2 separate regions of the Mus musculus genome follow, and region 2 is linked to region 1. The links are chromatin contacts, found by Hi-C in ENCODE. All regions are on one chromosome and are shown on one strand. Each heading gives the region's core, a stretch centred on a gene start or an enhancer-like site at or near the end of the contact. The rest is flanking DNA. Distances are from core to core; before and after follow the strand shown. Region 1 holds the start of Rangrf (RAN guanine nucleotide release factor). Region 2 holds the start of Becn1 (beclin 1, autophagy related).

Region 1 (6,207 bases), core at 1,228-3,727:
ACAAGGGTGGAAAAAGGGAGGTGGGCCCTGGTTCAAAAGTGAGGGAGCTATAGGAGGACTCGAGGATCAGTGATCCCTTAGGATGCTGCCATCATCTCCTAACAGAAGGGGTACCTGAGCCCTCTGGACACTCCTTCAGTTATCACTGTGTTATCTCTGATGGTATGGAAGCTCCCAGAATTACCAGTTGTGTTCCCAGGGCAGTGCTCATCCTGCCCTAAAGTTAAACAACTGTGTGGTTGATAAAAAAAAAAAAAAAAACAAACCAAACAAACTTTATCTTTCTTATAGATCTTCCCTCCCCAGAGCTGGAAGGTGGCTCTGGCCGCTGCCATGGTGAGTGGTGTCGCCATAGTCGTGGCAATGACACCCTTTGATGTAGCCAGCACAAGACTTTATAACCAACCCACTGATACTCGAGGCAAGGTAAGGAAGTACTGCAGGGTCCAGGCTGACAGGGAGAGCTGGGGGTGGGCAAGCAGATCCTCAGATGCTGCCTGGAAAGGTGTCTGGCCCCGGCGGGCTCTGACATGCACCTCCTGTGCTCTCCCTTCCTCTCTGACGTGCTCCAGGGCCTCATGTACCGGGGGATCTTGGACGCTCTGCTGCAGACAGCGCGGACAGAGGGCTTTTTTGGCATGTACAAGGGTATAGGTGCCTCCTATTTTCGCCTCGGCCCCCACACTATTCTCTCCCTCTTCTTCTGGGATCAGCTGCGCTCCTTTTACAACACATATGCTAAATAACAATCACTCTCTTGTAACTCCAGATCAACACTCTTTGGGCACCTCTGCCTCTACTTCCTATCACAGTGACTGCTGACAGATTGACCTCTCAATGCCCCTAAGGGGGACAGCCACGCCCACTCCTCTGTTCTCCTAGGGTTGAGTCACTGAGTGGGTCTTGCTTTAAATTTTTCCACAAATCCCCCGATATATTTCATACCCATCTCAGGGTTGAATCAGTCACTCCAAAGTATATTTCTACTGCCATTCTTGGGTTCCCCCCAACTCCCTGCTCCTATACACAGCTTTAACTCCCCCCCCTTCCAAGACCAAAGGGAACTGGGAGACCCAGGTGTCCTCTTAGATTTGAAGGCACAGAAATTATGTTCTTCATAAAGCAAGTTTATTTCTGCAGAGGAAGTGTCTTATGTTTACATCCAGGGAAGAAGCAGAAAGAAACTCCCCCTCTCAGAACTGGGTCCCCGAGTCCTCAGTAGCACGTTGTGTCTCAACGATCTTTACTGGGGACCAAAGAGGTTGGGATCATGAAGAGTCAAACTAGTTACCAGCTGTTCAAAGTTACTCAGGCTCCAAGGTGGACATGACAGATTTTCAGGGCCAAGAGACCTGCTGTGACACCTTAGGGTAAGGGAATAGAGGGAGAAGGAAAATGGTCCGGCTTGAGGTTTGCAAGATCACACTTCCTATCCCCCAGAAGACCTGACCCTCCTCCCCCAAAGCCTGTGGCTTATTTCTGCTTCCTTGAAGGAATTTGACCCACCCAACTTAATTGTCGTGGGGACCCAATTGGGAGGTTCCCACCCGCTCTTTCGTCCTTACGGGGGCTGATTGAAGGTGAGCAAAAGATCAGTCTGATACTGGGGCAGCCGCAGCAAGGCCTGATGCAGTGTGACATCCTTTGCTACCTAAAGGGATCAGAATCAGCATGCTTACCAGGATACCTGGAGTTATCCCTCCCCGACTCCAGGGCGTCCCATTCGCCATAGCCCTCACCTGCTGGTTTTCTTTAGCTACCTGCTGCTTGCCAGAAAGGGACCAGGCATCCTGACAGCAGCCTCTCAGGGATAAGTTCTCCAAACAGAGAGGCTGCACAGATAGCACGTGCACAGCCCTAGCCCCCTGCACCCGGCCAACGTCCTCAAAATGGTACCTGGCATGGGAGGAACAGTGGTAAGGAGGAGCATGTCTGAATAACCCAGCCCCACCCTCGAGCCTGGTCTGCTATTGCCCTTGGGAGTTTTCGTCCTGAATAACCGTCCAGCCACAGACCCCGCCCACTTTCTCGGCTCCCGGCCTCCCGTTGGCTAGCTTTCTCACCGCGCAGCCGCTTCGCCCTGCACGTGGGCCTGCAGCTCCAGAAGTTCTATGATCAGACTCTGGTCGGTCACAGGATGGCAGAAAACTTCTTGGTTGTCTGGCACCGGTCGGAGGTCACTGGAGAGGGACAGGGAACCCTCTTGTCTCTGGCTTTTTCCCATAACCCACCCGATCGGCCTCCGGGGAGGCTGGCTTTCTCACCTCACATCAATGGCCCCTGTAGGGAGGATGGCGGAGAAGGCGCCTCCGAACAGTGGACAGTTTCTGTTGGGCTCCATAGATCTAGTACTTGAGTCTGGACATTAGCGAGGTTTTAAAGAAACCTACATGAGCCTTTGAGACATCATTTCCCCTGGTGTTCCCGGAGCACCCACTACCTCCTCCCGTCCTACTAAGCAATGGGACCTTTAAGATCTGGTCACGCCCTGCGAGCACGCTGACCAATCGGCGCCCGCGCTTCGGGGGCGGGGCTATCCTTGGGGGCTAGTCTCTGAAGCCCGGCTCTTTGGAAAGACCCAGGACCGCTGGGGTCTGCTTTGCAGTTGTACTTGAGTTTAGGGTTGGTGATGCTAGTGATGGGTTAATCCCTCGTGCCCACTTGCTCCTTCATTGTAAAGGAGTTATACCTTCTAAGAAGGTCACTTGAGACCGCCCTTAAGGACAGTTGTTCAGTTAAAGGGCGGGTTGTGGGACCACTTGACTCCAGTGGAGCGACAACCAGACCACTAACTCCAGGATCTAATGCTGGGACTTGGGGAAACAACAGGCCCAGGTGTGGGTCTAGGTTAAGATTCAGACCTCAAGCCTTGATACCTAACCCGAGGATTACGGTTCTAATCCCCTCAAATCTTCCCCTAGGGAGGGCAAGGGGAAGCTCTCTCCCACACCTGAGCCAAAGCACAGATTAAACTATTGTTTTTCCTTTACGGATTTTTAGAGTGTTCTTTTTAAGTATTTGTTCAACTTTTATCCTCCCAGTTAATTTCTCCATTCATCCTTGATCTCTTGCACCTGGCAAAGTGTTTGGCACATAATAGGCCTGGTGGTATACTGCTGCACTGCGGGATGAATCTAGATGCCTGGAGTCCATGAGGCCACCCATGCTCTCATGGATTTTACACCCAGCTGAGAACCGGGCAAAGAGGTTGATTCTCACCTCGACCAATGAACCCTCATAATTTACTGAATTGGAGGCAAGGGTCACGTGCCTCAGAGTGCAGCTCATTTCCTTCGTGAGCCTGACAATACAAAAGTCCACCTCGCCAAGGTGTAAAAGTACCAGTGGAACTCGCTTTGCGTCTTGAAGTTTGATTTACAGAGCTCTTGGGGGCATCCTAGAGATGTTCTAGCCGGGACATAGGTGTAGAAACTTAGCACAGTGTGTACTCTAGGAAATGCAAATATGCAAGGGGGAGGGCAGGCAGATGGAGTCAGGGAGTTGTGAAGATGGTTAAGGATGGAGGATTTTGCTTGTCCACTTACTGTTTGCAATGCTAGGGATTGAGCCCAGGGGCCTCTACCATTAGATTCTCTCTCTCCTTCTCCCTCTCCCTCCCTCCCGTAACTGAACCTTAGCCTCTTAAGTGTACTCAGTATGTGCCCCCACCCCGGCTATCCTGGAACTCACTCTGTAGACCAGGCTGGAGTCGAATTCAGAAATTCTGCCTGCCTCTGCCTCCCGAGTGCTGGGATTAAAGGCGTGCGGTGACTCCTTCTTACTGTAGGCATCTGGCTTCTCTCTGAACTTTTCCTCATCTCTAAAGCACTGTTAGGAGTGAAGTGTGGCCACGTGTGGTGGCTCACGCCACATGGCACATCCAGCACTGAAGAGACAAAAGCAGTCAGATCTGTAGTTTGAGACCAGCCTGTTTCTTGTTTCTACATAGTGAGTTGCAGGTCAGCTAGGGTTATATATTGAGACCCTTCCTCAGGCAAGAGAAGGAGGGAGGGAGGGAGGGAGAGAAGAGACAAGATGTGGGTGTGCTTGATCAATCTGTTTCGGGGGGGGGTATCCTGTAACTAGTTTACTCTGTAAGAGAAGGGGTGCAGCCCCCATGGAATAGAAGGAGCTGGCCATGAACGTCTCTCCATGTAGACCTTTCTGTCTCTCCTCCTCACCAGGAGCAACAACAGCTTGAATAGCTTTGTACACAGTCAGGCAGATCAGAAATCCTTGGGTAGGGACCTCCAAGGACATAAATGCTATTAACAAGTTCATAACACTAAGTACCAGGAATGGAGCCCTGTAATGAGCCAGAGGGAGGAGAAAGTTTCTTCAGCTTTCCTCTTAGGATTTCCTGGCGCACCTCAAGTTCTGCAGTGGACTAAGATAGCTGGAGACCTCAGCTTTCTCCAGTCTCTGGGTTCTTGGGATATGACAAGGGTGGGGAGCAGAGATGTGCCAAGGCCCAGGGCCAGATCTCTCCTTGGAGGGTGGGGTGGAAGACCAGCTTGTCTTGGCAGATCTCTATATCCCCACTGTTGATTCACCATCCCTCCCTTGGTATCTGCCATCTCTTGTGCTCTTCTCAATGCTGACACCTCAGGGTGTTCAACCTCAAACTCCTGAAGAAACTGGAGCTGTCTGGGTCAGTTTGTTGTCATTTGATCTGAAAGAACCTATTTGGCAAGCTCTCCTACTTGCATCTTCCCGGAAGCCAGAGTCCAGTGAAAACTGGTCCAGCTGCAGCTAGGGCAGGTGTCATGGACAAGTCTCAGATGGCACACATCTGTCCTTCTCATTGTGTGAGTGTCTCCAGCTCTCAGTCTGCTGGGGACAGCCAACCTACAACTGGAACAGGTTTGGTTTGGTGCTCTGGGATGGTCCTTGCCCTTTGAAAGAACCAAAAGACAGGCTTGGAGGGACCTGGCGAGATAGCTCAGCAGTTAAGAGCACATGTTACTCTTGTAGCGGACCTGGGTTCAATTCCCAGCACTTACGCGGTGGCTCACAATCATCTGCAACTCTAGTTCCAGGGTATTTGCCCACTTCTGACCTTCACAGACACCAGATAGACCAGATGGAGAGCATCGGTGCAGGCTCATAAAATTAAATATATAAATCTAAATGGGGGAAAACAAAGACTGCCCTGGCCCCCAGAGACACAGCAAATCAGTGCCAAGCATCCCTTTATGGAAGAGTTAAGGCAACATAGTTCCTGTATGCAGCAGCTTCAAGCCTTCAGCCCTGCCATGAGTCTCTTTGAAATGTTGGTGAAGGTCATGAATATTCACTCAGAAAAATGTTTGTACATTATGGAATAAAGTGCATAAGAACACAAGAGAAACTAGCTTGTTTTGTTTGTTTGTTTGTTATTATGGAGTCTTGGATGGCCTGAAACTTGATATGTAGATCAGGCTGGCTCTAAACATAGAGATGTTTGTCCTTGAATGTATGTGCACTCTGTGTGCGTGCCTGCGTGTGTGCCTGCGTGTGTGTGTGTGTGTGTGTGTGTGTGTGTGTGTATGTGTGTGTGTGTGTGTGTGTGTGTGTGTGTGTGTTACTTACGGGGTTCAGAAGAGGGTGTTGGATTCCATTGGAACTGGAGTTAGGGATGGTTGTGAACCATCATGGAGGTTCTGGGAACCAAACCTGAATCCTCTGTAAAAGCAACAAGTATTCAGTTATCTTTCCTAAATTTTACTTGATGTGTATGAGGCTTTTATTTACAAGTACCAAACTGTATGTATGGCCTGTATGTATTCCCAGAGGGAATCAGAACCTCTCAAACCAGAGGCACAGACCACCATGTGGGATGCTGTTGAACCGGGTCTTCTGCAACATCATTGATTGCCATCGGTAAGCCATCCCTCGGCCTCCTGGTTCTGTTTGAGACTGGGTCTTACTATGTGGTCCAATCTGGCCTTGAATTTGAATTTGTAGTAGTACCTCAGCCTCCCAAGTGCTAGAATTTCAGGCATGCTACCATGCCTCACTAAAAATAAAAGTATATTATTATCCTTTTAAAGGATATATTTATTTTGCTAGGCATAATCGTATACACCTTTAATCCCAGAACTCAGAAGGCAGAGGCAGGTGGATCTCTGAGTTCAAGACCAGGTGGTGAGTTCCAGGATAGTCAGGGGTACATATAGAACCCCTGTCTCAAAAAAATAAAACAGGAAAAGGCTTTATTTTATTTAT
Region 2 (6,207 bases), core at 1,699-4,198, about 32 Mb after region 1:
TATACAAACAAAAATGTTTTTTTCCCCCTTTTCCTGTTAGTAGAATGTTAAAATCCTAAAAGCACCATGACTTTAAGAGTCATATAGAAATAGTTTTCATGCGCTAGGCATTTACTTTAAAGGTATTTCAGAGACGAGAGCAAGGAATGGGTCTTCAGACCAGGTGTGTTGGCAATTGTTGAAACTAGGTGGCGGGCACACAGGGATTCATTATATACTTAAAACCTTTTAAAAGTTTTTAGAACTTTTTTAAAAAAATTATGTGTATATGTCACATAATTTTGGGGTGTGGGTTGTCCACATGTGGACAGGAAGAAGGCGTTGGGTTACCTGGACCTGGAGTTACGGGCAGTGTGCCTGTCCACTGGGAGTTAAACTCAGGTTCCTCTGGAAGAGCACTAAATGTTCCTAACCAGTGAACCCTCTCTGCAGGCCTATATCTTAAGTTTTTCCATCACAAAAGTTAGCATCCCTTTTCCCTAGAATAACTGGGAAGGAATAAAATAATTTTCTGGGAAGCTGTATGTAATCTGATTGTACTCATGTATCAAGGATGTAGGGCTAGGGATGTGGCTGAGTGACAGAATCCCTGGTATGGGAAGAGGACAGAGAGCCAGGTACAGTGGTACATGGCTATAATCCCAGTGCTTCAGAATCTGAGGAAAATCTTTTTTGTTTTGTTTTGTTGTTGTTGTTTCAAGACAGGGTTTTTCTATGTGGCCCTGGCTGTCCTGGAACTTACTCTATAGTCTCACTGGCCTCAAATTCAGAAATCTTCCTGCCTCTGCCTCCCAAGTTCTGGAATTAAAGGCGTGTGCTACCACTGCCGGGCTGAGTCTGAGGAAATTCAAGCATGTGTTTAAAGCAAGCCTCTGTTATATAAGACTCTACCTCAAAAACAAAACATCACCAACAAAGACACAGCTAATATTCATTCAATGACAATCTATTCAGCCGTTTTTTTTAAAAGCATGAACTCCTGTCATTAAGACTGAAGGACATACATTAAATGAGATTATCCAGGCCCAGTAAAGCAAGCACTGCCTGGTCTCACTCAGGTGTGGTGCATCTCATTTAAACTGAGAACAATATGATGGTTATACACAACAGACTGGTTAGACAGGAGAAAAGTTCTGCTCTACTGGACGGTGCTGACTATGGGTACCAATGGTGGACTGCACAGTCCCCAAAAGCCAGCAGGGACGATTAGAAATGTTTCAACCACAAGGAAACAAACAAACAAACAAAACGTTAGAAGAGACAAATGTGCCAACCCTGATTTGAACATCATTACATGTGTATTCAAACATCAAGTGGCACCCCCTAAATATATCAGGTTTTAAAATGTATGAACACTAGTTTAGAAACATGTAAAGCCGGGCATGGTAGCACACAGACCTCCTTTATTCCAACACTTGGGAGATGAAAGCTTTCAACACACAACATTAACCTTTAAAAATGAAAAATAAGCCAGGTGTGGTGGCGCACACCTTTAAGCCCCAGGACTCTGAAGGCAGAGGCAGGACAATCTAGCCAGGCAAGGGCTAGAGTGAAACTCTGTCTATACCAACAGCAAGAACAATGAAAATAATTTTTTTTTAAGGAGAAGAAAAATAAAGAGCTGGGCAGATCACTCAATAGCTTAGAGCACCTGTTGCTCCTGTAAAGGACCTAGGTTCGAGTCCTAGCCCTCACACGGTGGCTCACAACCACCTGTTAACTCCAGTTCAGGGATCTGACGCCCTCTTCTGGCCTCTCCCGGCATCAGGCATTCTCGTCATGGACAGATGTACATGTAAGCAAACCACCTATACACATAACTAATACTAATTATGAATAAAAATGAATCAAGGTCTAGGGAGCTATATACAACAAAGCCAAGGTTTCCATGCTAATGCCAGGCCCATGAACGTGTTTAAACTCGCTAATCACCTCTCTCACTCTCTTCTTCAGGCTTCAAGGCTCTCCTACACTTCACTGGACCTCAGGTAAGTATGCTCACTGATGGCTCTAACCTCAACTCGTCACCTGTAAGAGGATGCACCATGGCACTTCTCCTGTCCTTTTTATTTTTGGAAACAGGGTCTCATTCAATAGCGCAGGCTGGCCTGGAACTTGAGGCAGCTCCGGCGTCAGCCTCCTGAGTTGCTGCAGTTATAGATGTGAGCCACCAAGCCTGGTTTCCACGGGGACTGTTACAGGACACCTGATTGATACACTGGTAAATCTTCAAGAAATTCTGTTATATGTGAATACTCCTTCACTCTGGAGACACTGTCAGAGGTCTATTCCTGACGAGAAAACCGAAAGCCAGAGACCGCCACCTCAATGTCCCTAAAGTTGCCCACTTCCCTCCTTCTTGACCACCCCTTTCCTCGGATCCTGCTGACCTGTGAGTTCCTGGATGGTGACCCGGTCCAGGATCTTGAAGCTCGTGTCCAGTTTCAGAGGCTGGCTACAGCGCTGGCACACGAAGCTCACCTGCATGGTGCTGCTGGACGCCTTAGACCCCTCCATGCCTGCGACAGCGGAGAAAAGACGACGTTAAGAAGAATCGGCTCCTTTGAACCTCGGGCCCGAGGCTACCCGCTGCCTTGGTGGTGGAGGTGAAGAGGAAAATCCCGGTCCGCGCCGTTCCCTCTGGGAGTGGGATGACACCAAGAGGACCCGCTTCCGGGGCAGAGCCCAGCTAAGGCAGTCTAGTCTCCCGAGCGGGGAAACGGGGCACCAGAGTGGCCGCCAGGGACTCTAGGCTTCTTCCTAAGGTCTCACTTCAGGCCCCGACGCTCCTCACCTCAGGAGCCCGGAGCCCGCCACCCAGGCTCGTTCTACCGCGGGGGCACGGTGGCCTCGGGTCCGCCCCGGAGCGAGACCTCCAGAGTTCCCATCGCCCGGTCTTCAGCTACTTCCCGGTCGGCTAGCTGAAGACTTCCGCCCAGGACCAGAAGTGACGTCACGACGGGAGCTGACGCAAGGACCCCTGCTCCAGATCCCTGTTTACCCGGCTCGGAGCGCCATCCAAAGGCCGAGCGGGGAAGTGCAGCAGTGCCGACAGGTGGGCCGAAGCTGCCCACACTCTTCTGATTTAGACGGTCCACTCAAGATTTGTTACTTCCAAGTGGAGCCACTTCTATATTCCTTAGGGATCAGGGTGTTGTTTGTTTGTTTGTTTGTTTGTTTGTTTGTTTGTTTGAGACAGGGTTTCTCTGTGTAGCCCTGGTTGACCTGGAACTCGCCCTGTAGACCAAGCTGGCATCCACTTCACAGAGATCCACTTGCCTCAGCCTCCTAAGGGCTGTGATTAAAAGCGTGCACCACCACCTTCCGGCATGTGTGAGCTTTTAAAGTGTATTTTTGGGAGAGTCAAATTGTCTAAACCCTTCTGAGGGAGTGCGTTTGGCAGGATGGTAAATTTTATTGTTATATGTATGTATGTATGTGTATGTGTGTATGTATGTATATATGTTTGTATATGTGTATATAATAAAATGCAAATACATTAAAGGTGATAGTTATATGTATGTATATATGTGTATGTGTGTATTATGTATGTATATAACAAAATGTAAATAAATAAAAAGGTGACAGTGGAGACTGGAGAGATGGCTCAGCAGTTAAAAGCACCAACCGCACTTCCAGATGACCTGGATTAAATCAAATCCATCCACCCACATGGCAGCTCATAACTGTCTGTAACTCCAAGAACTGACACCACTATCACCACTTTCACACAGTCATCCATGTATGCAAAACACCAATGCATTTGTGGTGTGTGTGTGTGTGTGTGTGTGTGTGTGTGTGTGTGAGAGAGAGAGAGAGAGAGAGAGCTGGCTCCTGTGAGTATGTGTGTATCTGGAATCATATCCAAGGCCTCTCATATACTAAGCAAGTACTCCACCAATGAACTGTATGTCCAGCCCTACTTTGTAAGTTTAACATATGTGGGCTGCCAAGATGGCTCAACCTGTAAAAGTGTGTGCACCAAACGTGAGAGAGACCCTAAGGTCAATTCCTAAGGATCGGAGTAGGAGGAGATGAAGTTGACCTCCAAAGGAATTCCAGGGTATGGACTGCCCTCCACCACCACTAAGGATAATAAAAATAATTGAATGTTTTCCATGTTGCTCCAGTTTTGTTAATTAACATTCTCATTGCTGCAATACATCACAGCAGAAACGCACAGATTACAGTGAATTTCTTTATTGATGGAAACTTCCATTGCTTCCAATTTGGGTGGATACAATAATATCACAATGAGGAATTGACTTTGTCCTAGAACAGAACCTTATCATTAAAAGTACTGTAGACTTTGGAATCTTCTCTTTATTAACATTGGCAGTTGTTTTCAAAACAACTCATATTATATTCTGCCTCTAGTAATCCATTAAAGGGCCTGTTTTATGATGCCTTGCCCAGTATTGGATAAGATATATTTGAGGAACAATAGCAGACAATGGCAGTTCTCCATTCTTTTTTTTTTTTTTTTTTTGGTTTTCAAGACAGGGTTTCTCTGTATAGCCCTGGCTGTCCTGGAACTCACTTTGTAGACCAGGCTGGCCTCAAGCTCAGAAATCCACCTGCCTCTGCATCCCGAGTGCTGGGATTAAAGGCATGCGCCACCATGCTCGGCTCCAGTTCTCCATTCTTGTAATTGATATCACTGATTGCTGATAAGGTTGAAGAGTTTGTCATGTGGTCGCCCCTTGCAGTTCTTACAAATTATGTTCACATATTTGTATTTATTTATTGGATCATAACGTCTTTCTCAGGTTTTAAAATAAATGTTTATGGCCAGGGGTGGTGGTGCACGCCTTGAATCTCAGCACAATGGCAGGCTGATCTTCACAGTGGCCGGCCTGGTCCTCATAGTGAGCTCCAGGTCAGTCAGGGTTGCATGTTAAGTCTTTGGCACACAGATAAACACACACAGACACACAGACACATGTAGACATATATGTATACACAAACACATAGATACACAGAGAGAGAGACACACAGACATCCATGTACACACATACATACAGACACACACAAACACACACACGAGTAAATAAATTCTCATGAATGGTTTAGCTAGCTAACCTTCCTTCCTTCCATCCTTCCTTCCTTCCTTCCTTCCTTCCTTCCCTCCCTCCCTCCCTCCCTCCTTCCTTCCTTCCTCCCACCCATGCTTTTTTTTTTTTAAAAAAAAGGAGATCTCATGAATCCCAAGGATGACTTCAAACTCACCAGGCAGCAGAAAATGACTTGAACTTTTGACCCTCCTGCCTCTCTCTATCTTCTGAGTGCTGGATTAACAATTACATGACCCAGGCTTTCATAACTCAACCACCTGAGATACGCTGCAGCTATTTCCTTCCTTCCTTCCTTCCTTCCTTCCTTCCTTCCTTCCTTTCTTTCTTTCTTGTTTTGTTTTGTTTTGTTTTGTTTTGTTTTGTTTTGTTTTGTTTCGAGACAGAGTTTCTCTGTGTAGCCCTGGCTGTCCTGGACTCATTCTGTAGACCAGGCTGGCCTCAAACTCAGAAATCTGCCTGCCTCTGCCTCCCAAGTGCTGGGATTAAAGATGTGCACCACCACCACCCAGCCCCTAAATTATTTTCTAAATGTGCAGAAATTTTTCATGTTTCATTTGTTTTGTGGAGACAAGATCTTGTGTACCTCAAACTATTCTCAAAATTTCTCTCTGGGGCTAGAGAGAATAATAAAATGCTTACTCTTGGGCTGGAGAGATGGCTCAGCGGTTAAGAGTACTGACTGCTCTTCCGAAGGTTCTGAGTTCAATTCCCAGCAACCACATGGTGGCTCACAACCATCCTTAATGAGATCTGATGCCCTCTTGTGGTGTGTCTGAAGACAGATACAGTGTACTTACATACATAAAATAAATAAATAAAACTTAAAAAAATAATATAAAATGCTTACTCTTGTAGAGAGGGGGCCCATGTTTAATTCCCACCACCATGTATAACTCCATGTCCAGTGGCATTTTCTGGACACTAGGCACACAGGTGGTGCACATGCATCCATGCAGGCAAAATAGCCACACAAAAAATAAAATAAAATAAATAAACATAACAATAGAATCTTGTTTTGTTTTGTTTTTGTCTTTTTGAGACAGGATTTCACTGTGGAGCCCTGAATGTCCTGAAACTCACTCTGTAGATAAGGCTGGCCTTGAACTCACAGAGATCTGATCTCTGCCTTCCG

The links. Hi-C counts contacts between places; a loop is a spot of excess contacts on that map.
Region 2: a map of T-helper 17 cell shows a loop between it and region 1 (17-fold over the local background). The contact joins the promoter of Becn1 here to the promoter of Rangrf in region 1. A Hi-C loop is called at or near these places in 3 of 37 maps with a recorded cell type or tissue (T-helper 1 cell and T-helper 17 cell).

Annotation. Positions count from the first base shown.
Region 1 is chr11:68,971,378-68,977,584 of GRCm38, forward strand. Rangrf (RAN guanine nucleotide release factor) reads right to left here and starts at 2,478. Exons shown (of 5, transcript NM_021329.3): 1 at 2,265-2,478; 2 at 2,064-2,180; 3 at 1,740-1,896; 4 at 1,566-1,651; 5 at 1,107-1,364. The coding sequence starts at 2,341. The coding sequence ends at 1,244. Slc25a35 (solute carrier family 25, member 35) reads left to right here. Exons shown (of 5, transcript NM_028048.2): 4 at 292-426; 5 at 573-1,138. The coding sequence ends at 746. It overlaps Gm32384 (a long non-coding RNA gene), which reads right to left. Exons shown (of 4, transcript XR_001780244.1): 4 at 5,627-5,664.
Region 2 is chr11:101,299,338-101,305,544 of GRCm38, forward strand. It overlaps Becn1 (beclin 1, autophagy related), which reads right to left and starts at 2,949. Exons shown (of 12, transcript NM_019584.4): 1 at 2,795-2,949; 2 at 2,391-2,519. The coding sequence starts at 2,517.